Linked DNA regions of Homo sapiens: region 1 is linked to region 2. A link is a loop called in an ENCODE intact Hi-C map of the cell type or tissue named here. Cell type or tissue: B cell. All regions are shown on one strand. Links, peaks and the distances in the headings refer to the core of each region. The heading gives the core; the rest is flanking DNA.

Evidence for each region. Hi-C counts contacts between places; a loop is a spot of excess contacts. Peaks named below come from ENCODE experiments on the same cell type or tissue, not always from the same donor. Only the 100,000 strongest peaks of a DNase experiment are listed, where the experiment ranks them.
Region 1: a loop joins it to region 2, with 7 times the contacts of the local background. A loop is called at or near these places in 2 of 110 quality-filtered maps.

What each region holds. Positions count from the first base shown.
Region 1 is chr3:24,178,179-24,190,193 of GRCh38, forward strand. THRB (thyroid hormone receptor beta) reads right to left here. Exons shown (of 11, transcript NM_001354712.2): 5 at 11,896-12,015. THRB-AS2 (THRB antisense RNA 2) reads left to right here. Exons shown (of 4, transcript NR_121667.1): 4 at 11,397-11,778. Among named protein-coding and RNA genes, the nearest start is that of THRB-AS2, 33 kb to the left of the region's middle. In B cell, for the core only: CTCF peaks have their summits at 7,927 (motif pointing right) and 8,127; a DNase peak (open chromatin) is centred at 7,923.
Region 2 is chr3:23,881,273-23,893,840 of GRCh38, forward strand. UBE2E1 (ubiquitin conjugating enzyme E2 E1) reads left to right here. Exons shown (of 6, transcript NM_003341.5): 4 at 6,295-6,427; 5 at 7,840-7,987; 6 at 9,237-10,368. The coding sequence ends at 9,334. NKIRAS1 (NFKB inhibitor interacting Ras like 1) reads right to left here. Exons shown (of 5, transcript NM_020345.4): 5 at 8,679-12,065. The coding sequence ends at 11,823. Among named protein-coding and RNA genes, the nearest start is that of NKIRAS1, 29 kb to the right of the region's middle. RefSeq lists an enhancer at 1,508-2,092. In B cell, for the core only: CTCF peaks have their summits at 7,543 (motif pointing right) and 7,747; a DNase peak (open chromatin) is centred at 7,539; H3K27ac peaks cover 1,236 bases.

The DNA of each region.
Region 1 (12,015 bases), core at 4,016-12,015, 300 kb after region 2:
GTAAAGATCTAGGCCTGCTCACACTAAGATATAAGTGGTTTGGAAGATTGAAAACTATTTCTGCATCATATAATTAAATTCAAAATTTTATAGGAACAAACACCGTATCATACAATTTTTTAGTATCTCTGTCCAAAATGTATAATCTGATTCTAATCATGAGGAAAGGCTGGGTGCGGTGGCTCATGCCTGTAACCCAGAGCAAAGGAGGCCAAGGTGGGTAAATCACTTTAGGCCAGGAGTTCAGGGCTGCAGTGAGCTATTAGCTCACCACTGCACTCCAGCTTGGGCAACAAAGTGAGACCTTGTCTAAAAAAAATCATGAGGAAACATCCATCAAACTTAAATTAAGGGACATTCCAAAATAATAATCAGCCTGTATTTTGTCAAGAAATATTTCTTCAATGGTGTGAACGACAAAGAAAAACTGTGAAACGGTTCCAGACTAACATGAACCTGGAGGACATTATGCTAAGTGAAATAGGCCAGGCACAGAAAGAAAAACACTCCATGATCTCCACTATATGTGGAATGGAAAAAGCTGAAATCGAAGCAGACTAGAGTAGAATGGTGATAACTAAGGTCTGCAGCGGGGAGGGTAGGTAGAACAGATAGATGTTCGTCAAAGGGTACATAATTTCAGTTAGATATTGCTAAAATGTTCTCACCACAAAAAATGATAAGGATATAGGTGATAGATATGTTAATTAGCTTGATTTAATAATTTAAAGCTGTATAATGTGGCAAAACATAACATGTACATGATAAATACATACAATTTTTATTTGTCCATTATACTCTAATAAAGCTGCACAGGTGGTGGGAGGAAGAAGCAGACTAAAGAGATAAAAAATAAATAAATAAAATGAATGATCCTGGCCTGGATCCCAGACCGGAAAATAAGATTGGTATAGAGGACAATTGGTGGTGGCCTCTCCCAGCCCTATCTAGAGGAATGAAGCCTGTGAAAACCCCTTAGAGACAAGTCCTCTCTCCAGCTCTGGTCCTCACCTCAACTCCCCCTCCAAGGGGGTGGCAGGAAGGATAATTTGTAAAATGTAAATAAAGTCTGTAGATTAGAAAATAGTAGGCATCAACGTTAAACTTCCCAATTCTGATAATTGTGCTATGGTGTCCTAAGATAATTTCCTTAGTTTTAGCAGGTATTTAGAGTTAAAAGGGCATGATGTTTATAACTTACTCTCATATGGTTTGCAAATGACATAATAATAATATGTATATATGCAAACAAACACATACAGAGAATGAGAAAAGAAATATGGTAAAATGTTAACAATTGGTGAATCCAGGTGAGGGGTATGGGAATTATTTGCACTATTACAACTTTTTGGTAAACCTGAGATTAATTTAGAACAAAATATAAAAAGGAATTTATAGGTCTGCCTGAGGAGCTCTTCCAAGAAAACGTACAATTTACTCAACCTTGAAGACTTAGTGGTCCTTTGCCACCAATTTTATTTTTCCACTTCAACTCTTAGAAACAGAATCCAACTCAGAAAGTAAGCAGATTTTCAATAAAACAAGTAATAACAAATAGCTTTTGATTCATTAAAAAAGGGGGTCAGATTGATTTGCATAATTTTATTTTTTAGTAGTGATCACCAGGCTTATATTCCTGATATCAAAAAGTCTTAAAAAAATCATAGAACGGGCATTCATTTCTTTTTTTGGGAGAACAAATAAGACTCAAGCATAGAATGATCGCTTCAAAGGAAATTTAAGAATGAGCATGTCGTGTGTAAGATAACAAGGAAAAGGTAACAAGAAAGAAATTCCCTATGTTTTGTCTTAAATATTAAGTGGGATGAACCCATTGCAGATACCTGTTTCCCTGGAAACCCATTCAATTGAAATTGCTGCAAAAATTAACATGTATTATTTTTCCCTTAAAGGGCAGTAGCTTCTTTTACTTACACAGTTTTGACCTTTAGTTTTGACCTTTAGTTTTATATCTTAGTCTTATTATAAGAAGTTATTTCCAGAACTAGGCAAACAAAGAGCTGAATACATATCTTTTCATTAGTCCTGAGGCTTAACTAAAATAGTATGGCCTTTATAGCTGTACTAGATGTCTGAGGCAACTATGGGTGGTTGGGGTACAATCTGCAAGTCATAGAATATTGCAGTCTAGACTAATAAACCATCAACCCACACATGATATTCTGACTCAAATGCCAAGTGTCTTTATCATATAGACAATTGAGTTAAACAGTCACATATGCAGCACAGCTCTGTATTTTAAAAGGCAGTAAAGTTGAATAAAGTCAAGTCCCTTATATAAGCCCATACTGACAAATGTCATGGGGACAGAGGTTCACAATATATAATAATCCTATGTCAGGTCAGTGCCATGGAGAATAGCTCTGGACCTTGGAGAATTTCTGACTCTAATCTTACTTGAAAAGCTCAGCTGTTTCTGAATTTCTGGGACCCGGGCAGTGTGGATAGAGGCTCATATTTATTCCAGTTCAATCAAGAAGGCTGAACTGGCCAAGACCTGAAAGACCAATCTGTAAATACAACTCACAGAATTAGCCACAGAATAGAATAACTGGAGAGATAAACCAGCCCTATGCCAGGGCAGGTTGTAAGCACAGGTGATACGGTTCCCCCATGTATGTGCTTCCTAGACTGCAATGCCACTATCAGAGGCTACCTTTGGCATGAGGTCGCTGCATCTCCAGGAGTACTCAAAACTCAAAGCCTCCCTGCCCTGGAGAGGTAAGGATGTAAGTCAGTACTGGTCACCAACACCTTCAGGGGAATAAGTTTTTTTTATGGAAAATGAGAATGTTTTCAGAATGTGAAGAGGGAAGAAGCCTAGACTTCGTAGAGACTGAAAATGGGTTTGGATAGCCTGAAGACTCCTATTTTCCTGGGAAAAAGATATCCTCAAGGGAAGTAAGGACACTGAAAGAGATGGTTTAAGGCAACTGATTTCCCAACTTATCCTGGAACTGGTCTTATGTTTTCATGATGATCATAGCTTGTTTTAGGGGGCTGGTAATGATTTAATATATTTTTCCTTGTCTTCCCCACAAGGGAAAATATGATTATCATATTGGAGGGCCACTTTAAAAATGGAGTGTAGATTCATCTATTTGATTTCTTTGTGGTCAGTTAATCTCTGACTACATTCTTTGTTGGAGAGAATTATTGATTTAGCCAAGGTTAAATAGCTGGTAAGCGTCAAAGCCAAGAACCAATGGTCATCTGTTCTAAACATTCTCCTATGTGTTTACTAAGTGCTGGGCAAAATCCCTAAGATACGATGCAGCAGGCCAGCTGTGTAAGGTGAGGCCTTTGGGGATATCTTGATAGCCTATGATCATTACGTCATTCACACATTTGTCTAGATTTGGCTGGAAACTCTTTGTAGTTTAAACCTACGCTCAGGGTCAGCCCTTGACAAACAGTGAGATAGGTGACATTTGTCTTTAGAGCCTTGACAATGAAGTGAGTGCTGCTCACAACCTGACAAGCTGCACAGTATTACTTGTTACTTGGCAGTCCTGCTCCTTATTATTATTCTTTTCCTTCTCTCTTATCCCTTGCTATCCTTACCCTGTTCATGGCCTCCTTCTAGTCCCATTCTTTCCATTGTCTTTATTGGACCCTGCCAAGAGTAAAAGGAATCTTATCCAATTCATCCATTTGGAGAAGCTAATGACTTGATAAGATATTCAGCCAGTAAGTTTGCGTTTTGAAAGACCACAGTGGGGCCAGGTGCGGTGGCTCGTGCCTGTAATCCCAGCACTTTGGGAGGCCAAGGTGGGCGGATCACGAGTTCAGGAGATCGAGACCATCCTGGCTAACACAGTGAAACCCCATCTCTACTAAAAATACAAAAAGTTAGCCGGGCGTGGTGGCGGGCGCCTGTAGTCCCAGATACTCGGGAGGCTGAGGCAGGAGAATGGCGTGAACCCGGGAGGTGGAGCTTGCAGTGAGCCGAGATTGCGCCACTGCACTCCAGCCTGGGCGACAGAGTGAGACTCCGTTTCAAAAACAAAACAAAACAAAAAAACAAACAAAAAAAAGAAAGACCACAATGGAAGGGCAATGATAGAATTATAAGCATTCAGGGCAACTTGTAGGAGATGTCCTGGGGAAGGGAAAGACTGAATTCCAGTGATCACCTACGATGTCTTTGTAAGGCTGACCCTCCCAATAATACCTTTCCAACTTCAGTGCTAGGTACATTAGCAATCCACTTGTATCTGATTTTGTCTGAAAACTACCTGATGGAAGAGTCAAGGGATTTGGCTATTACATCTGTTCTGCCTGCGTCCGTAATATTCCTGGCTTTAGAAACTTCAATCCTGCCAGCCACAATATAGTGATTATTCTGACGTGGGCATTCTGCATTCCTAATGTCCAATGTGGTTCTCATAGTCTTTCTGGCTCATTGTAAGAAAAATAACTCCCATCTATTGAGCACTCACTGTGTCCCATGAGATCATTTAAGAGCTTGTTTCTTTCCACAATTCTGTGAAAGAGGGTCCACATTTTACAGACGAGAAAACTGAGGCTCAAACAAAGTGACTTGCCCAAGTTTCAATGGCTGGTAAATGGCAGCACCAGAATATGACCTCGGACTGTATAAGTAGATACGTGCTGACCTCTACTGCTCCCATCACAGCAAGTCTGACCACCCTGCATCTTTACCTGACAGTAGAGCAGTATTTCCTCTGCAGTTTCAAATTCTTTCCTTTGGGTCTGGAATGTTCTTACCCTTTAAAGTCATAGGGGATTATAACTGTAGAGAGCTCTGACCCTGGGGCCAGATTGCCTGAGTTAGAATTCCAGTTCAGCTACTTCATTTTCCCCTTGATTTCTTATTTAAAGTTTTAAATTTTAAAAGAGTCTGAGAAAAAAAATACTTTGGTTGTTGCTATGGACTTTTTTTTCAACTGTTTATGCCTCTACTAGAGCTGTGCACATGATGTTTTGTTTGGCGTCCCTTCATTTATTTTTATATAGTTCAATGTATTTCAAGGTCAGAAAGGGTGGCAAAAACTGGAGGAGGTGGGCACAAGGCTAAGAGGTGTGTTTATATTCTAAGAACAGTTATCATTGTTTAGTCTCTCCTAAGTGTCAGGCACTATGTTGGGGGCTTTATACATATTATCTTTCATCTTTTTTCTTTTCTTCTTTTTCTTTTTTCTTTTCTTTTTTTTTTTTTTTTGAGACAGAGTCTCACTCTGTCGCCCAGGCTGGAGTGCAATGGCGCTATCTTGGCTCACTGCAACCTCTGCCTCCTGGGTTCCAAGCGCTTCTCCTGCCTCGGCCTCCTGAGTAGCTGGGATTACAGGCACACGCCACCATCCCCAGCTAATTTTTTTTTGTATTTTTTGTAGAGACAGGGTTTCATCATGTTGGCCAGGCTGGTCTTGAAACTCCTGACCTCAAGTGATCCACCTGCCTCGGCCTCCCAAAGTGTTGGGATTACAGGTGTGAGCGACGGCGCCTGGCCTTTCATCTTTTTTTTTTTTTTTTTTAAATTAAATCCTTCATTGAAATATCTTTCATCTTTACAACAAATCTGAAAGCTAGATATTATTCCTCTGTTTAAAACTAAATGGACTGAGGGTTACAGAGGTTAAAAAATTTTCCCTGAGCTGATGATTTAAAGAGCAAGAAATAAACTGAAGCCTAACTGTAAAGCATATGATAATAACATTAAACAAATTTATGCACATCATTATTCATTAATACATTCATTAATATTTATTAATACGTTCTTGTAAAGATTTTTGAATGTGGTTGCATATGGAGTTAATCCTTCTTATTCCGCCCTTTTCTAAGGTATCTACTGAAACAAGTTTGATGTATATCTGGGAACTTTTTTCTGTGCACATTTGTAAACACACAATTATATAGACTTTTAACGTTATAAATGGGATTACACTATTCTTAATGCATGCTTACTTTCAATAAGTATTCCTAAAATCACTTCTTTTAAAAAAGCCTGTTTTTAATTTTTCTGGTGAATGCTTTGGATGTACCACAATTTATTGGAACATTCCCCAGTGGACAGACATTTAGATCGCTTCCAGTTTATCAGTAACAAAAAACAAAGATGCAAAGAACATGTTTGAACAGACTTGTGCCCTGTGTAAGTATTTCCCTGGGACAGAGTATGATGAGAGGTATGGTTGGGTACGTCTGCATCCTTTGGCGTGACAGACACTGTTCAGTTGGCCTTGGAAAGCGTGGGGTGGTCCATCCTCTGCTCTGTGTGCATCTCAACGAAAACTGAAGTTAGATGAACCAGGGCCTTGAATTTCTGATATCTACCTCCCTTTGACATTGCTGTTTCCAGTTTTTTGTTTTTTCTTCCCTCCAATCTCGTGAGTAGCTTTTCTCCCCCTTGGCTTTCTATTTCTGTCTGCCCCAGTATACGTATGGGGTACTCGTCCCTGCCTTTGAAGTATCAAATCACACAGCTATCTGACATATGCCCACAGTGGGGAGAGAGCCATCGTTCTCATGTTGATTGCTAAGGTTCCCAGAGTGCCCTTGAGGTATAAGAATCACTGGCACTCTCAGTTGGGACTGCAGATCCTGATGTATGATGAGTGGGGCAGAGTAGAGAGCAGAGATGGATGGAGCAGATGGTAGTACTGGCGGAAGGGCACAAGCTTTTTAATCCTCCACCTTTTAAAATACTCATTCACCTGGAGATGCCCTTGTATTTTACTTAAGGACAAAGATAGCAATCATCTGCTGAAAATGTGAATGTCTAACATGAAGGATTATAATGCACACAATGACTTGCATTTATGTCTCCAACTTTTAAGACACTTTGTTATTTTGGTAAATGAGAATGGCACATCATTTGAAATTGTCATCACTGATTTGATTCATTTTTTTTGTCTTTATGAAGAGCATGAATTAATAGTTTTCCCCTTTGCTGACATAAGATATTGTTTAAAAAATTACTTTAACTTGTCTAAATCTTGAGGACTGGTTTAATAAAGTATGATACATCTATAAAGAAGAATAATCTATAGCCAATGAAAGTCAGGACTCAGAATATTTAATGACATGGGAAAATGTTCATGATATATTGCTAGGCATTAAAAGCTGGTTAAAATGGTATGCCTAGTATGATCCCAGGTTTATAAAAAATACACATGCACAGAGAAAAGACTGAAATGTAATAAGAATGTGCAGTGCTTACCCTTGGGGAATAGAACTTCAACTGATTTTAAAACATTATTTGCAATTTTAAAAATTTGTAGAAATTTTTTTTCTACCATGAACATATATAGGCTTTTATAATGAGAGGAAGTAACTTGTTCTTAAAATTATTTTAACTGATTCCCTCTTGCCTTCCTGGGTATCTGAGAATCAGTTTTAAAAATATTAAGCACAGAGACATTTCTGTGAGATCACTGATGGCTGCTCTCCTTTTTCTGAGTCCACCAGGGAGGTGGGTGAGTCCCTGCCTTGTTTCTCCCCTTGGGTTTCACTGTTTCAGGGAGGTCCCTGATTGACATAAAAGTGTAAAGGCCTGACTGCCTGGGTTCAGCAGGGCTGGTTAGGTCCAGCTCCAGGGATCCATGCATCCGTCTAGAGCCCATCCTTGTGGGACTGGGGAGACCCTGTGGTTCCCAGAGAGAAGTACAGTAGGGCATGAGAGGGTAGAGGGGTGAAGCCTTGTAAGACTTCAGGGGAGGATCAGGGCCCCAGTCAAACAGTGTGGGGTTCTCAGAAGGGCTCAAGTCCCAGGGTGATCTGTTATTAGGCAGTGACTAAGCAGACCTTCCAGCTGGCAATTGAGATAAGCTAGGCCCAAAGACAGGCCCAACCAAGAATGGAGGGACTCAAGTGGCTCCCCACGTGCAGTCAGGGAAGGGAAGAAAAATGCACATTTCCTAAGTGCCCACCAGGTGGCAGACCCTTTCCTGTGCAACGAGTTGAAGAGTATTTTCAAGCTCGTCATGATACCCAGGTATTAAGAATCTGCACTGGGCTGGCAAGAACATAGAAGGCTGGGCCCCTCTCTAGAGATTCACTAGTCTGGGTGGGGCCTGAGAATCTTATTTCTACCAAGCTCCAGGTTCTCCTAGTGCCACTGATTGGTACTACCACACTTTCAGTAGCACTGGATATATCGTCTCAGACTGGGAAGGGAGGAGGAGGACAAGGAGTAGGATGTGGTCCTTATGGCTGAGCAATTGGTTCAAATTGTGATTAAAGTGCCAAGGAAGTGTGGCATGGAAAGAGCGGGTGTGGGTGGGTGGGGTGAGTTGCAGAAGGGAATGGGTCACTTGCTCCTGGTTAAAATAGCCTCTGATACTCCAGCAGATTCAACAGAGATCTGTTGTGAGATCTGCAACAGAATGTAAGGGCTCTTCCATAGCTCTCATTCTAATTAAATGTGTTACCAATTAATTCACTTAGGATGCTTACAGCAGACAGAAGCATAGGTATATGCAGGTTAAAATAAAAGCAGTAAGGCCGGGTGCAGTGGCTCATGCCTGTAATCTCACCACTTTGGGAGGCTGAGGTGGGTGGATCACCTGAGCTCAGGAGTTTGAGACCTGCCTGGCCAACATGGCGAAATCCTGTCTCTACTAAAAATACAAAAATTAGCTGGGCATGTGGTGCATGCTTGTAATCCCAGCTACTCAGGAGGCTGAGGCAGGAGAATTGCTTGAACCTGGGAGGTAGAGGTTGCAGTGAGCCGAGATTGCGCCACTGCACTCCATCCTGGGCAACAGAGCAAGACTCCATTTCAAAAAAAAAAAAAAAAAAAAAAAGCAGTATTCAGAACAAAATGAAAAACAAAACCTTAGATAGCTACCCAAAACCCTAAAGAAACAATATTTAGAGTACTATCAACTATTTGAAGTGAAAGACTATTTTAAAAATCTGGTCCATTATGGAGCAATACATGGTTCTACTGCACAGGACTTTTACATAGTTCAAACCACATGTGACTGACCAGGCAAGTTTGACAATCCCCAACTAACTGTCTATATCCTGTTCAGTGAAATGAATTCACTGATCATGCATTTGGATGCCAGTGGCAATGTCAAACTGCTATAAAAGTTCCTAAAGCTTACTCTCAGTTTCTGTATTTGCATCAATAGAAATGGTAATAACCACTTTGCAGAAGAGTGCCAGTCCCCAAACCACGCTTAGAAGTGCACTGGTCTAGCCTGGCTAGATGACTGATCTGGCAGATGGGCTCACTGCACAGCTTCAAGGAAGTCAATTTGTTCTTTGGATCCTGTTGTGCAGAATTAACTTTTGTATCCTCAGGACTATTTTGTTCGTATCATTTCTACATGGGGTCCTTGGAATAGGGCTAGTTGGATGTCCTTTTGGCCCTGCTGCCATTTTCTTATGCTTGGACATCAAGGGCAATATCCTGTATACAGTAGGCACTCAATAAACACCGATGAGTGAATGCATAGATTACTAGCCCAAGACTGAGATGTCAAGCATTCTTGTGGGATACACAGCCATCTAGGAAATAAATGCCCAACATGGATGAACATCAAAATATAACTCTCTTCATAGTAACTATATAGAGCTGACAAGCAGAGCAGATGGAGAACCAACTCTATAAGGAAAGACTGTATAATCTTGTTGCTGTCCTGGACTCACTGCTGCCTCACTCAACACATGTGCCCATTTTGAATGAATGGTATTTATAAGTTTCTTGGACCAAGATGACACAGGTTTCCTGGTGGCATTTTTATGCTGAACCAAGGCATTGCCTCATGCCTATGTCAAGGTGGACCCTGGTGGTTACTCTGGAAAACATGGGAGAGTTATTTTAGCTGTTTTCCTGTTAATATTAGGATCTTGAGGAAGGACTTTAATAATTTAATTATATTTTCTCATTACATCTCTGACTTTCAGTGAAAAAGAGTTGAATGAATGCAAAATAAATTATCAACTCTAACGTCCCTGAAGCCTCATGTCCTACCCCACATCTATCTGAAATTCTCCTCTTGCTTCATTTCTTACCAGGCTCACAGCATAGTTCAAAGTATTTATATGACTTAATAATGCATACCTAATAATAAGGATCACAATAATAATGACAGTTGCTATTCAGAGAGCACTATAAGTCAGGTACTTTGCTAAATGCTTAAATACATCATCTTATTTAATTGTATTAACAATCTTATAAGTTTGCTCAAGGACAGAAAGTAGAAAGGCTAGGATTCTAGCTCAAATAGATCAGTCTCAAATATTTGTGGTCTTAACCACTCTACTAAGCATCTTGTATTCAAACAGAGACTGTTTCCTTTTGCTTTTAAGATGCATAGATTTATTTTAAATGATTGATAGAGACATAGATGGACTCTATGAATGAATAAATGAATGAATATTGGTATCAATTGTGAGTGAATCAAATTGGGTTTATGACATTATTAGATCACAAGGATGCTAGAGTTTTCTGTTGGCGTTTCACCGTAAACTGACATGGTTTTAGTGCCAGCCCATACAATGTTGAGATACAATCTGGCCACATACGCTAAGAGTAAATCTCAATTGTATTGCAAACAAATGTATTTTGCGCACGCACACACGTGCACACACACACACACATACGTCCTACATCCTGACTCCTTTGAAAAACTTTATTTTGCTTTTTTTTCTATATAGCCCTTTCAATTTCTCAGATCTCCTCAAATATATATATATATATATATATATATGAGAGAAAGAGAGTCCAAATACAAACCTTTCCAAAGGGACATGTATAGTTTTGACTGCACTCAAATCAGAGCTCAGAACACTATTTCACTATTACTTTTGAATAACTCTATTTCCAACTGAAACACTCAATTTCCCAGGTAAACTGGTAATTCCCAGGAGCTTTCAAAGCATTTTCAGAAAACCTAAAAGACCAGTTCTTTTATATGAAGGATAAATATAATCATGTGTATATGTTCAAAGTAGAGCAGCTGTGTAAGTCCTTCATGCCTTGTAAATGGGAGTCTTTGCAAACTTTATTATGTTTTGGTATATGATTGTGAGATTTTCAAAACACAATTTAAAACTTTACCATGAGTCACAATCCTCAAAGAAAAACTAAATAGACCCCCCCTTTTCTTTTAAAAAAGAAAAACCACTAAACTGAAAAAGAATGGGAAATTAAATGAACTTAGACATTTAAAGATGCAAATTGATCTCTTGGACATTGAAAGACACAAATTGATTTAAGAAGCAAAGATTTTGGGGAGCCCTAAGACAATAAAGCGATCAGCACAAAGACATCTGTCAGGGTGGAGGCGACCTGAGGTAAAGAACAGTTAAATCTAATGCAATCAGGAACTTAGGCCAGTTTAATGTTTTTTTTGCCTTATGAGCTGACAACCTCCTAACACCATAATCTCTCCTTTCAGGATGATGACACAAGGATTTAATGAGTAGAAGACAACAACTTAAAACCTCTCATTTGAGCATGAATTGTCTAGGTTAAAGGTAGGCATTGAGATCCCATTAGCTACTGGCACACTTGGGAAAAGAAATGTACACATGCACAGACACACTTTAAAGCAAGACTTCATAAAAATACAGCGATGCCTGTTTCTACTCAGACCCAAAAATGGAATTAAAGCCAAAACTTACAACCCCTCTACTAATTAGAGAAGTAAAAATGTCTTCACCCCAAGTGTCCCAGCACAACGTGAAACCGAAACAAGCTGCCTTTCTTTGGATTCCACTTATTTATTTATGTTTAAAAGAATATTTGAAGAAAAGGACGCCTAGTAAAAGAACAGTTGGAGAAAACATGGGACACCATACATTGGAAGAGAAATGTAGATGAAGTACACAGCTACAACAGGGATATTTTTTTTCTTGTTGAAACACATGATAATGGGCTAATAAAAATCTGGTTACCTTTACATTTCTTCTCCTCCGTTTGGAAGGTCTGGGCACTTGAGACACTCTGGTCGTTCACATCATCATGGTCCAGATGGAATATTGAGCTAGTCCAAGTGGTCTGGATGAGATGTGGCG
Region 2 (12,568 bases), core at 3,153-11,152:
TATCAGAGTAATATTTATTTTGATTAGAAGAAAAAACTATGTTATCTTTTTCTTTTTGCCTTGTATGTATTTGCTTATATTTTGAAAAGTGCTTTTAGTTACAAATAAACCTTAAACCTCTGTGTAGAAAAATGTGAAAGGTATAGGCATGGTCTCTTCACTTCCTCAGTTACATCCTCTCATGCAGAGGTTCTAATCACAGTTAAATTTCAATGTCTTCAAACACGGATAAGTGGGTTTTTTTAAAAAGGCACAGTCTTATACTTATTTCTGTAACCCCAATCATACTTTGGTTGGCTGGTTTTAAAAAATCATGTTACACAAAACTGAGATGACCCAGTTTAGAGAATCCCAATTAAAATAAGTGCTCAGGTGAAGACAGGGTAGACTTAATGCAAAATTATGAAATGTACTTTTCTGCTCCCATTGTGTCCGGAATTGGTGGGTTCTTGGTCTCACTGACTTCAAGAATGAAGCCGCGGACCCTCACGGTGAGTGTTAACAGTTCTTAAAGATGGTGTATCCGGAGTTTGTTCCTTCTGATGTTCGGACGTGTTCAGAGTTTCTTCCTTCTGGTGGGTTCGTGGTCTCGCTGGCTTCAGGAGTGAAGCTGCAGACCTTCGTGGTGAGTGTTACAGCTTTTAAGGCAGCACGTCTGGAGCTGTTCGTTCCTCCCGTCCGGAGTTGTTTATTCCTTCTGGTGGGTTCGTGGTTTTGCTGGCCTCAGGAGTGAAGCTGCAGACCTTCGCGGTGAGTGTTACAGCTCACAAAGGCAGTGCGGACCCAAAGAGTGAGCAGCAGCAAGATTTATTGCAAGGAGTGAAAGAACAAAGCTTCCACAGTGTCAAAGGGGGCCTGAGCAGGTTGCCACTGCTGGCTCTGGCAGCCTGCTTTTTATTCCTTTATCTGGCCCCACCCACATGTTACTGATTGGTGCATTTTACAGAGAGCTGATTGGTTTTACAGAGAGCTGATTGGTCTGCTTTGACAGGGTGCTGATTGGTGCGTTTACAATCTCTGAGCTAGACACAAAAGTTCTCCAAGTCCCCACTAGATTAGCTCCACACAGAGCACTGATTGGTGCATTTACAAACCTTTAGCTAGACACAGAATGCTGATTGGTACATTTACAATCCTCCAGCTAGACGTAAAAGTTCTCCAAGTCCCCACTTAACTCAGGAGCCCAGTTGGCTTTGCCTAGTGGATCCTGTGCCGGGGCTGCGGGCGGAGCTGCCCGCCAGTCCCGCACTGTGCGCCCACACTCCTCAACCCTTGGGCAGGCGATGGGACCGGGAGCCGCGGAGCAGGGGGTGGTCCCCATCGGGGAGGCTCAGGCCACGTGGGAGCCCACTGCAGGGGTGGAGGGGAGGCTCGGGCCTGGCAGGCTGCACGTCTCAAGCCCTGCCCCACGGGGAGGCAGCTGAGGCCTGGCGAGAATTTGAGCCTGTTGCTGGCAGGCTGGCACTGCTGGGGGACCAGGCGCACCCTCTGCAGCTGCTGGCTGGGGTGCTAAGCCCCTCACTGCCTGGGGCCAGTGGCGCCGGCCGGCTGCTCCGAGTGCGGGGCTGCCAAGTCCACGCCCACCCGGAACTCTCGCTGTTCCATGAGCACTGCGCGCAGCCCCAGTTCCCACCCGCGCCTCTCCCTCCACACCTCCCTGCAAACAGAGGGAGCCAGCTCCAGCCTCAGCCAGCACAGAGAGGGGCTCCCACAGTGCAGCAGGGGGCTGAAGGGCTCCTCAAGCGCGGCCAGAGTGGGCACCAAGGCTGAGGAGGCACCAAGAGCGAGCGAGGGCTGCCAGCATGCTGTCACCTCTCCCCATCTTTTCTTTAGTATCAATTTCAACCCTCCTTTTCCCAATTCAGGATTTTCCATACTCTAATCATTTGGATTAATAATTTAAATTACATACCATTCTATGGTACACTTCAACCAGTATTTAAAATTAAAGTTGTATTTCTTGTTGTGGAACCAAAAGTATCTTCTGGAGGAGACAGGAGATTATTAAAGGGTGTACTTAGGTGACCTGAGGGCAAACCTGGTCAGTCATTTTATCGAGAAATAGGTGGGATGCTTGAACAGCCTCAAGTAAAGCTGAGTCTTACTCCCTATTCTTCTGACACTGGCCTTCTTATAGAGTTGTTAATATTGTCCTCCACCCCTGGGGATGGGACTGCCTGCCCACTTTGTAGACCAGCAGATCCTAACTTTTCCAATGAGAACTTAGGAAACAAATAAAATTGTACGCCCCTGCATCAGAATTTTTCTGTTTTATTCTCTGATTAAGAAAGTACACATGATAAAAAGCTACCTGAATTCATCCAATAGCAGCTTTAAGTGACTATCTAAAACTTGATATTCAGGGCTGAGCATGGTGGCTCACACCTGTAATCCCAGCACTTTGGCAGGCTGAGGCAGTCGGATCACAAGGTCAGGAGTTTGAGACCGGTCTAGCCAATATGGTGAAACCCCAGCTCTACTAAAAATACAAAAATTAGCTGGGCATGGCGGCGCACACCTGTAGTCCCAGCTGCTCCAGAGGCTGAGGCAAGAGAATCGCTTGAACCCACGAGGGGGAGGTTGCAGTGAGCTGAGATCATGCCACTGCACTCCAACCTGGGTGACAGATCTCAAAAAAAAAAAAAAAAAAAGTTTGATATTCAGGTAACAATGCTTGGTCTTTTCCAGTGGATTCTCAAGACCATTCACAGTAATTCCTGAGGGCCCACAGGTTAGGGATCCCTCACTACTGCATTTTCTTCAGGGTCAACTACATTTGATATTATTTCACTTAGCATTTAATTATTTTCATGTTATATTGCACCTTTATTCTCCAGTTTTGAAGTTTAATACAAGTGTAATACGTTTTTTGTCATTATGTAGTTGTACTTGATTTCTTTTCTGTTTTGTCTACTTTTTTCTGAACTTTCAAAAAAATTAACACCTAAATTGCAAACAGATTAGAGAGATAGCAATCTTAATTGGATTTCTGGTTATATCACAGGTGATAAGCTATCACAGGTGACAAACTGTAAAATGTTCAAACTTATGCTCCTAACTGGTTGTCCCACTAGTAACCTGTAGCAGTGGTTCCCAAATGCAAACTACCTGCTTAAAGGTCATTGTTGTGGGTGGGGCACTTAAATATATGGATTCTTGGGTCCCCTCTAGATATTCTCAATCATCGGGCCTGGGGTGGGGTCTAGAAATCTTTAGTCTTTAAAGTTCCATCGATTATTTTGATGCACAGTGAAATTTGGGAATCACCAATTTTCTGTACAATCCATAAATCTGCATGTAGTGACATACTGGTAAACCTTTATTTTTTTTGTATACTAAAGGACCAGCAGAATTGGGCCCATGCCAACATGTCACCTCTAGGGCCTAGACTGCCCTCACTTTTGTTTTTTTCTAGGTTGGTTTCTTAGCACTACCAAGTTGAACATGAACAGTACGACTCCTGCCTCTAGGAGGCAGCTTGGAATATTGTCAGTACTGGATTTTAGAGAGCCTGGCTTCTGTGAATGAACTCTTGGCCTTGGTTCCTCATCTGTAAAAAGATTTTAGAGTAGCCTTTTGCCTTTAAGTGTTTACCATAAACTAGATAAAAGAGCATTCCCCTTTATCTGCAACCCCTGTATTAGTGTTATTTTCATATATAGTCCACTTTTCATTAACTGCACTCCAGGTGTCATAGCTGTATCAGCCAGTGTCTCTAGACTTTCTTCAGTTTGCTATAACAAAGTACCATGAATTGGATGGCTTATAAACAACAGAAGTTTATTTCTCACAGTTCTGGAGGCTAGAAATATGAGATCAAGGTGCTGGCAGCTTCAGGTCTGGTGAGGATGCGTTTCTTGGTTTCCAGACAACTGTCTTCTTGCTGTATCCTCATATGGTAGAGAAAAGTTAGAGAGCTTTTGAGGTTCTCTTTAAGAACACTAATCCTTTTCATGAGGATTTCTACCCCCTAACCCAGTACCTTCAAAGGCTCCACCTCCTAATACCGTCACATTGAGGATTAGGATTTCAACATAAAAGTTTCGAGGGGATGCAAACATGTAGGCAGGTAGGCAAACTTATGATGACCAAGAACCGGTTCTAACCTCAGGAAATGAAGCAATAATGGTAATATCATTTCACTGGAGAAGTTTCTGCCTGTTTCCAGAGGGAGAGGGCTGATTAAGAGCTCTCCCTACATTCCACCTTGTGAAAATTGCCATCAGATATCGTGTAAAACTATGAAGTCATCTTTTTTAAACACAAAGTATGACTTCATGGTGTAGACAATGTTTAAAAAATCTCTGGCCGGGTGCGATGGCTCACACCTATAATCCCAGCACTCTGGGAGGCCGAGGCGGGCGGATCACCTGAGGTCGGGAGTTCAAGACCAGCCTGACCAACATGGTGAAACCCCATCTATACTAAAAATACAAAATTAGCCAGGCATAATGGCGCATGCCTGTAGTCCCAGTTACTCAGGAGGCTGAGGCAAGAGAATCGCTTGAACCCGGGAGGCGGAGGTTGCATTGAGCCGAGATCGTGCCATTGCACTCCAGCCTGGGCAACAAGAGCAAAACTCCGCCTTAAAAAACAAACAAAAAAAACAAAACAAACAAAAAAACTCTCTCTGTATCTAAAACAAACTTTTTGGTGGCTTACACTTATAATCCCAGCACTCTGGGAGGCTGAGGTAGGAGGATTGCTTGAGCCCAGGAGTTCAAGACCAGCCTGGGCAACATAGAGAGACCCCCATCTACACAAATTAAATAGAAAACATTAGCCAGGTATGGTGGTGCATGCCTGTAGTCTCGGCTACTCAGGTGGCTAAGGTGGGAGGATCACTTGAGCCTAGAAGTCAAGGCTACAGTGACCCGAGATCATGCCACTCACTGCATTCCAGCCTGGGTAGCAGATCAAGACTCTGTTTCAAAAATAAAAAATAAAACAAGTTTTTAATAGTTTTTGGTAATACCCATCACAAAGAGATATTAAAGAATTAATAATAATGGTGATCACTGCCGTTTAATGAGAGATACCCATGGGTGTGTTGCTCTACAGTTTCCTTCTTTCTCTCACTTAATTCTGAAAACATTCCTGTGAGGTGGACAGTGTCCGAGCTCTTTCTGCCTCTTGGCCAGTTTGGGCCCTGTTCTTCCCATTACCCGCTATTCGGTTGCCCATATTTTCTCCCTCCTTTTTTGCCATGTCATGTTTTCTTCCCCAACTTGTATTCTCCTCTGCTTTTCCTTTGTAATAAGCTCATTCCCCTAACCTGTTGCATCTCTCACACCAAATTTCAGACCAAAAGAAAAACCTGTGATGGGTTTGGGGAAAGTATAGGCCCATGGGTAGGCTTTTTATTCCCTCCCTCTTCATCTCTTCTGTCTCTTAAATGAAGGCATCAGACTTTGTAACCAGTTAGCAGAGGGCATCTTGAAGGAGTTTGTCTTGTTCAGCATCAAAACCCCTGACATTTAACCCTCTGCCTAGTACATGGGCATTCAGTAAGTGAGTGAATAAATCCAATTCACATCGTACATTTATTTAAAAGAGTAGTTTTGCTGGGTGCGGTGGCACTCTAGAAGCCAACACAATGCTTTAGAATGGTATTGTGGCCAAATTATGGTGTACCCAAGTGTATGTAACAGTGATTTATGATAACAGCTAACAGGGTTGGAGGAATGTCTCAAGTATTAGTATTTAGAGAACCCAATTATAGAATACACATTGAAATGAAAATTGAATAACCTGTAACTGGATACTTACCATTCTCCTCCCACCTAACATGGACATACTTTTTACATTATAAACCATCTATTAGATTCTTTTAAAGGTGAGATTATGGAGATAGAAGAGCAAGGAAGAGCCAGTTAGTGGGTCAGAAAATGAAACTTCTGTGCTTAAAATGGTCATAAGTGATGTAGCTGTGAGCAAAAACTGCTCGCATTTGTCACTAATTTCGCTTCTAGGTGCTGAGATGTGTTTCCCATTTTAAGTATTGTTTACACTTTCCTACGTGTCCAGGAGAGTTTTGAGAATTGAGGAAAGTTTCCTGCTTATTCGTAGCTAGGTAGGCTTAGAATGGTTTTAACATTCTTTTATCATCCAGTTTGCTTGACCAATGGCTATGGGTTTGTTGCAGTTCTGCATCCGTTTCTGTACTTGTTTTGTAAAGAGAATCCACACAGTAAACAAAAGAGAGGAGAGAGGTAATCTTTCCATCTCTTTTAATACACTGTAAAAATTGGGATAGTGCCACCATCTGCTTATTTGTTGACGTATTATTCACAGTGCTGGTCCCAAAGGCGATAACATCTATGAATGGAGATCAACCATTCTAGGGCCTCCAGGATCCGTGTATGAGGGTGGTGTATTCTTTCTCGATATCACTTTTACACCAGAATATCCCTTCAAGCCTCCAAAGGTAAGAAATCTCCCTGTATGCTCAAATTTACTAATTCCCACAAGAGAGCAACTGTTGAGGTTTTTCTAAATTTAATTTTTAATCACAGAAACTAGATTTATCTTATGTCCTAATAGATCTGAGTATTTTAACATATACAAAACACTTCTTTAGGTTGATTTTGCCTTATCTGGCAGAGACCATTCTAGGATTAAGTGCTTTGTTTTGATGGTGCTTAAAATTGTGCTATTTATAGTAATATTGTCAGCAACCTAGAATTAATCCCCTGTTTTCCAGCCCATAGAGAAATGTTTTTGAACCTTTCTCGAGGTTAAAAATGGTGTCAAGCCAGGTGCAGTGGTGTGCACCTGTAGTCCAGCTACTTGGGAGGATTGTTTGAGCCCAAGAGTTTGAGTCCAGTCTGGGCAACAAAGCAAGACCCCAAAAAAAGGCAGGGCAGGTCAGGGGGCCAAACAACTAGAGAATCAGAATCTCTTCCCAAAGCTTTGGATTCTGTTGTGCTCCCTGTCATGTTTTGGTCTTGTTCCTTTACCTCCAGGCCTCAGTTTTCTTTCTAGGACAGGTGAGGATTGCCCAAGTCACCCATCTCCTGTACTCAATCTATGATTCTCATTCAGTCAGAAAGAAAACCCCGTCTTGGGGATTAGGTAGACTGCCAGATAAAAGTACAACTGCAGCAACAAGAAGTAATCGAAAGTCACTTTTTTAAAAAATTGGTAAAATTACAGGTAATTTTTACTTTGTGTTTTGGTATATTTCACAAATAAAAATTAAGAGACCCAAATAACACCAGCTTATGTGACTTGTGTTCTGCTGTGGTCCTTGCCCATTACTGGCTCTGCATCCATGGACACTCGATTATATAATAGTAAATTCTGTGATGTAGGTAGACAGGATGTCTATAGGACCTGATGTAACGGTCAGAAAAAAGCAGAAATAGACTTCTCTTCAAATTTTGTTCAGCCTTTTGGGTGTAGTCATTGTTTGCTAAGTATGTTGTTTAATTATCTTTATGTACCCATTATGTTGCACTTCAGTTTTTAAGAGGTATTTATGATTCTCAGTATTTTAAAGCTTACTTTGAGGCAGTGTAGTACTACCAGCTAACACAAGAGGTCAGCAAACAATTAGCTATTCAAACTTGGAAATGTTAATATTTAAAAGATTTAAAATTGCTAAAGATGAAATTAGGAAGTACTGAACTTACCGTCAGTGGACATAACATTTTAAATGAAATTGACACAGTCCCTGAGATGGTATCAATGAACACTTTCTAATCAAATTTATTGTCTATCTTCTTGACAGCTTTAATTAAAACTGCTTTTAGTCACCTTCTTAAGGGTCATTCAGTTGAATATTTAGTAACAAGTTTGTTTGCTGTTTAAATATTGTCTGTCACTTGTTTTTTTTAGGTTACATTTCGGACAAGAATCTATCATTGTAATATTAACAGTCAAGGTGTTATTTGCTTGGACATATTGAAAGATAATTGGAGTCCAGCACTAACCATTTCTAAAGTCCTCCTTTCTATCTGCTCACTTCTTACAGACTGTAATCCTGGTAAGGTTCATAATTCTTTACCTTGTTTTATTCTTCCTTACCTGAAAAATACTTGTTTCCAAAAGCTTTCAAAGGACAAAACTAATTTTTCTGCACAAGTTTGTGAATACAAAAACTAATCGGCTTTTCAAAAGAAAGTTTTAATCAAGTTCAGTCTACTAGTTGAGACACACAACTTCATTAATCAGTATATTCTAGCAACAAGGTATTTTAAACTGAAGACTGACGTAAGTTTGCCTTGGGCTTTTAGTTTCAATTATTCTTCCTCCTTTTTTTTTCCTGTTGCTTAATTTCCCATAGAGTTCTTATAAAACAAATCAGACACTTCTAAATGTCGAGTCATCTGCCTGGCAAGCCTCACCTGTGCCTCTGGGGTTCAGTGAGCATGTGTCCCATAGCTGGTCACTGAGATGGCACTCAATTTTGAAAATGGTAGTTGTTAAATACTTAGTGACTATTGAATTGTGACTTTTTTGGGACTTCATTTCATTTAAAAAATATTTTTCTGTAGTCACAGCTACTAGGGTGGCTGAGGTGTCAGGATTGTTTGAACCCAGAAGGTCAAAGCTGCAGTGAGCCATGAGCATGTCACTGCACTGCATTCCAGCCTGGGTGGCAAAGCGAGACCCTGTCTCAAAAAATATATATATATACACATATGTATATATATACACACACACAGACAAATATATTTTCTAGGTAAACCAAATATAAATTTATTAAAGATCCTAAGATTCAGAGAAATACTATACTTAATTGGAGGTCCAGGTTTTGCCTGGCAACCTGGCTCTTTAACCAGCGTAAAGGTTAATAGTGTTGCACTGCAACAGCCCCGAAGACTTCACAGTATTCACAATGCCGTTAACTGGTGACATTGAGCTAAGGGTCACATGAACACAGCTGGATGTTCATTGCAGTCTGAAGCCTTGACCGTTCCAGTCTCTACTGAACTCAGCCTAACACATAAGAGTAAAGAAACTCCAATTGAGTGTTGTTTGTTGGGAGAAAAATGGAATGAACTAAGATAAAGACAGACCAGTACACTAAAGCCTAAGCATTCCCTCTTCCCCCAACGTTATGTTTTTTTGAAATTTTGATGGAAAAATATCCAGCATGGTGGAGTGGTGTTTCGAAGATGGGTTTGATCACACATACTTTGTCGTACGTATCTACCCAAGCTGTCACTATTCGCTAAAGTTTAAAATGTTCTTTTCCTTTCTCCAAAGTAATCTACATTCTTTTCTTCCAGCCGACCCCTTGGTGGGAAGTATTGCCACTCAGTATATGACCAACAGAGCAGAACATGACAGAATGGCCAGACAGTGGACCAAGAGATACGCTACATAAATTGGGGTTTCACAATTCTTACATTATTTGTCTGTCACAGAAGAGAGCTGCTTATGATTTTGAAGGGGTCAGGGAGGGTGGGAGTTGGTAAAGAGTAGGGTATTTCTATAACAGATATTATTCAGTCTTATTTCCTAAGATTTTGTTGTAACTTAAGGTATCTTGCTACAGTAGACAGAATTGGTAATAGCAACTTTTAAAATTGTCATTAGTTCTGCAATATTAGCTGAAATGTAGTACAGAAAAGAATGTACATTTAGACATTTGGGTTCAGTTGCTTGTAGTCTGTAAATTTAAAACAGCTTAATTTGGTACAGGTTACACATATGGCCATTTATGTAAAGTCCCTCTAAGACTACATACTTTTTGTTTAAAACAAAATTGGAATTTGTTTTCCCTTCTTGGAAGGGAACATTGATATTTAACAGAGTTTTTAGAGATTGTCATCTCATATATATAAAATGGACACGTGGCTATAAAACACCATATAAGAGATGAGTAGTGCGTTTTATTTTATATGCCAATCTACTTTGTTTAAAAAAGGTCTGAATCAGGACTTGTGAAAACCTGTAGTGAAATACCTTAAGCTGTTAACTAACTGTAAGGCGTGGAATAGGAGTTGCTCAGTGGATTGGTTCTATGTTGTGGACTACTTAAGTCTGCATTTGTTACTGTGCTAATAAACAATATTAAAAACCACCTAATAAACACTGCTGTGTTCATTTACTTTTCTTTTGCCTTTTGGTTGCCATTCGCAGATTCTTCTGAAATCGATAGGTATCTGCTTCTAAAACAAGCTAAAAATAATGCATATTTAGTAGGTATTAGTTAGTTACCTATATTAGGATCTGTACTTTACACAGCTGTAGATGAGGTATCCTAGAAAAGGTTAAATAATCTACCCCATTTAGGCTTCAAAGACGAACCCTACTGCATCTTTTTAAAAGCATTTTCTGACTTGCAGATGCTGTAGTAGCAAGTACATGAGAAATGGGTTCCGTCATGGATAAATTGGTACCCTGCCTTAGGGGGCATTTTGGCAGTACATGTCCTGACCCAGCAGTTCTGTTTCTGTATGTCTCTTTCAGAGAAACTTATCTGGATACACATACATTCATTACAGAATTTAAAAAGAATTGGTAACTGTTTGTACTAATATAGACTAAGTTGCATTAGTAGGAAACAAAGCAAACTGGAAGGTACTTATTTAAAAATCATTATGAAAGCATTTGTCCATCTATGTAACATGCATGGGTGGGAAGCTAGATTAATATTCAATAACCGGGGGAAAAGGGTAAGGGGGTGAGTTAGTGTCTGGTAATTTTTTTTTACCAAAAAATGAATTTATGATGAGAAATTTTGAAGAATTATACTGTAGCAGCAATAGCTGATTTGTAAGTATCGTCTTTTATATGTAGTAGTTCTTCACTAGAGCTCATGAAAAAAGTATTCCATTTAAGATGTTACAAATTACTTGATGTTTTAATATGTTCTTTGTTGAATAGCTTATTTTACATTTCAGTCAAAATAGTTATTTCACAGGTGAAACCACTAAGTAGCTTACTTCCTACCTTTTAAATTAATAAAGTTACAGTCAGCCACATTGCTTGAGTCTTGCCAAAATCTTTAGAGAAACAACACAAACTCAGACATCTAAGTCAGATCAAATTAGAGCCCAATATTTTTGATACTTTTATTGTATATGACTAGTTTTCTAGAAAACTATTCCAGAAGATACAGTCTTCCTTCCAGAAAATACAGCTTTACTGTCCTTAAGTGCCTAATCATTTTCAAGAGGAGGAGCAAACAGTTTGCCCTCAAGTATCTGGTCTATCAACAGGGGTCTGGCTAAGGAAAAAACGGCCTTAGAGCGTGATGAACCTACTTAACACTACCTGGTACCTCAACTCATGCTAAACATTCTAATTTGAGCAAAGCTAAATCATGGGTCTTAGTCTGTTTAGCAAAATCTCCACAAGATGAAATTTAGCTTACTACCCCAAACTGTTCAATGTTTTGGGTCCAATTTAGACACAAAAAAATGTTTTATAATCCTAGACATTAGATTAATGAACTTTTTAAAAACAAAGTCATGTTTGGGCTTAGAAGTTTGCATAATGTTACACAGAATGATTATGATATCTTCCGAAACAGCTTGGGGTTGGGGGGAAGTTACACATAGGTGCATTTGCATAACTATCCAAACTATTTTACTGTTTTCACAAGTACAACATAAATAACAAAGGTGCTAATTTCAAAGACAGGTTTCAAACAATGAGAATAAGAATATATTATTTCATATCAGGCAATAATAACCTTAGCCCAAATACTTTTAACATCTAAAGTGCATTAATTGACTTCCTTAGGAATTTTCCTAAGGACCAAAGGTAGATACAAATGGCCTATTTTAAATAGTAATATTACTCCATGTTCACAGACACTTAAAGGCAATCACTATTCAACATACAATTGTGGAAATTACTGATTTTTAGTTCTCAGAATTAGAGTTCCCTTTGTTTTTCCTCCCAGGCAAAGGAAAGCTTGATTTGCTCTGGGGTTGAGAAAGTTTACTGGCTAATAAAGTGAATGGTTCAATCAGAGTTTTCCGATCTGTAACAGTCACCTCCCACAGTCTTACTTTCTCACTTTTTGCCCACTGCTGTGCCACTTCAGCGTCCACTTGTCTCTGCTCAGAAAGGTCGATTTTGTTTCCTAATACCACAATTGCTACCTGAAAGAAAACGGATTGAAAAGATCATACTAGTACTTTGCCAACATCAGTTCCTGGGCAAAATGGAGACATAAGGAAAATTGTTCCACTTAACAAACCTGCTTCATTAAACTGATTCTCAAGTGTGACTGGATATTAGGATTTCACCTTACTCCTTAATGCATTTTTGTTAAAAATGGAGATGCTCGGCCGGGCGTGCTGGCTCATGCCTATATTCCCAGCACTTTGGGAGGCCGAGGCTCGTGGATCTCTTGAGGTCAGGAGTTCAAGACCACCCTGGCCAACACGGTGAAACCCCATCTCTACTGAAAATAAAAAAATTAGCCAGGCGTAGTGGTGTGCGCCTGTACTTGGGAGGCTGCGGCAGGAGAATCGCTGGAACCCGGGAGGCAGAGAGGGTGCAGTAAGCCGAGATGGCGCCACTGCACTCCAGCCTGGGTGACTGTGCAAGACTCCATCTCAAAAAAAAAAAAAAAAAAAAAAAATGCAGATGCTCTGTAGTT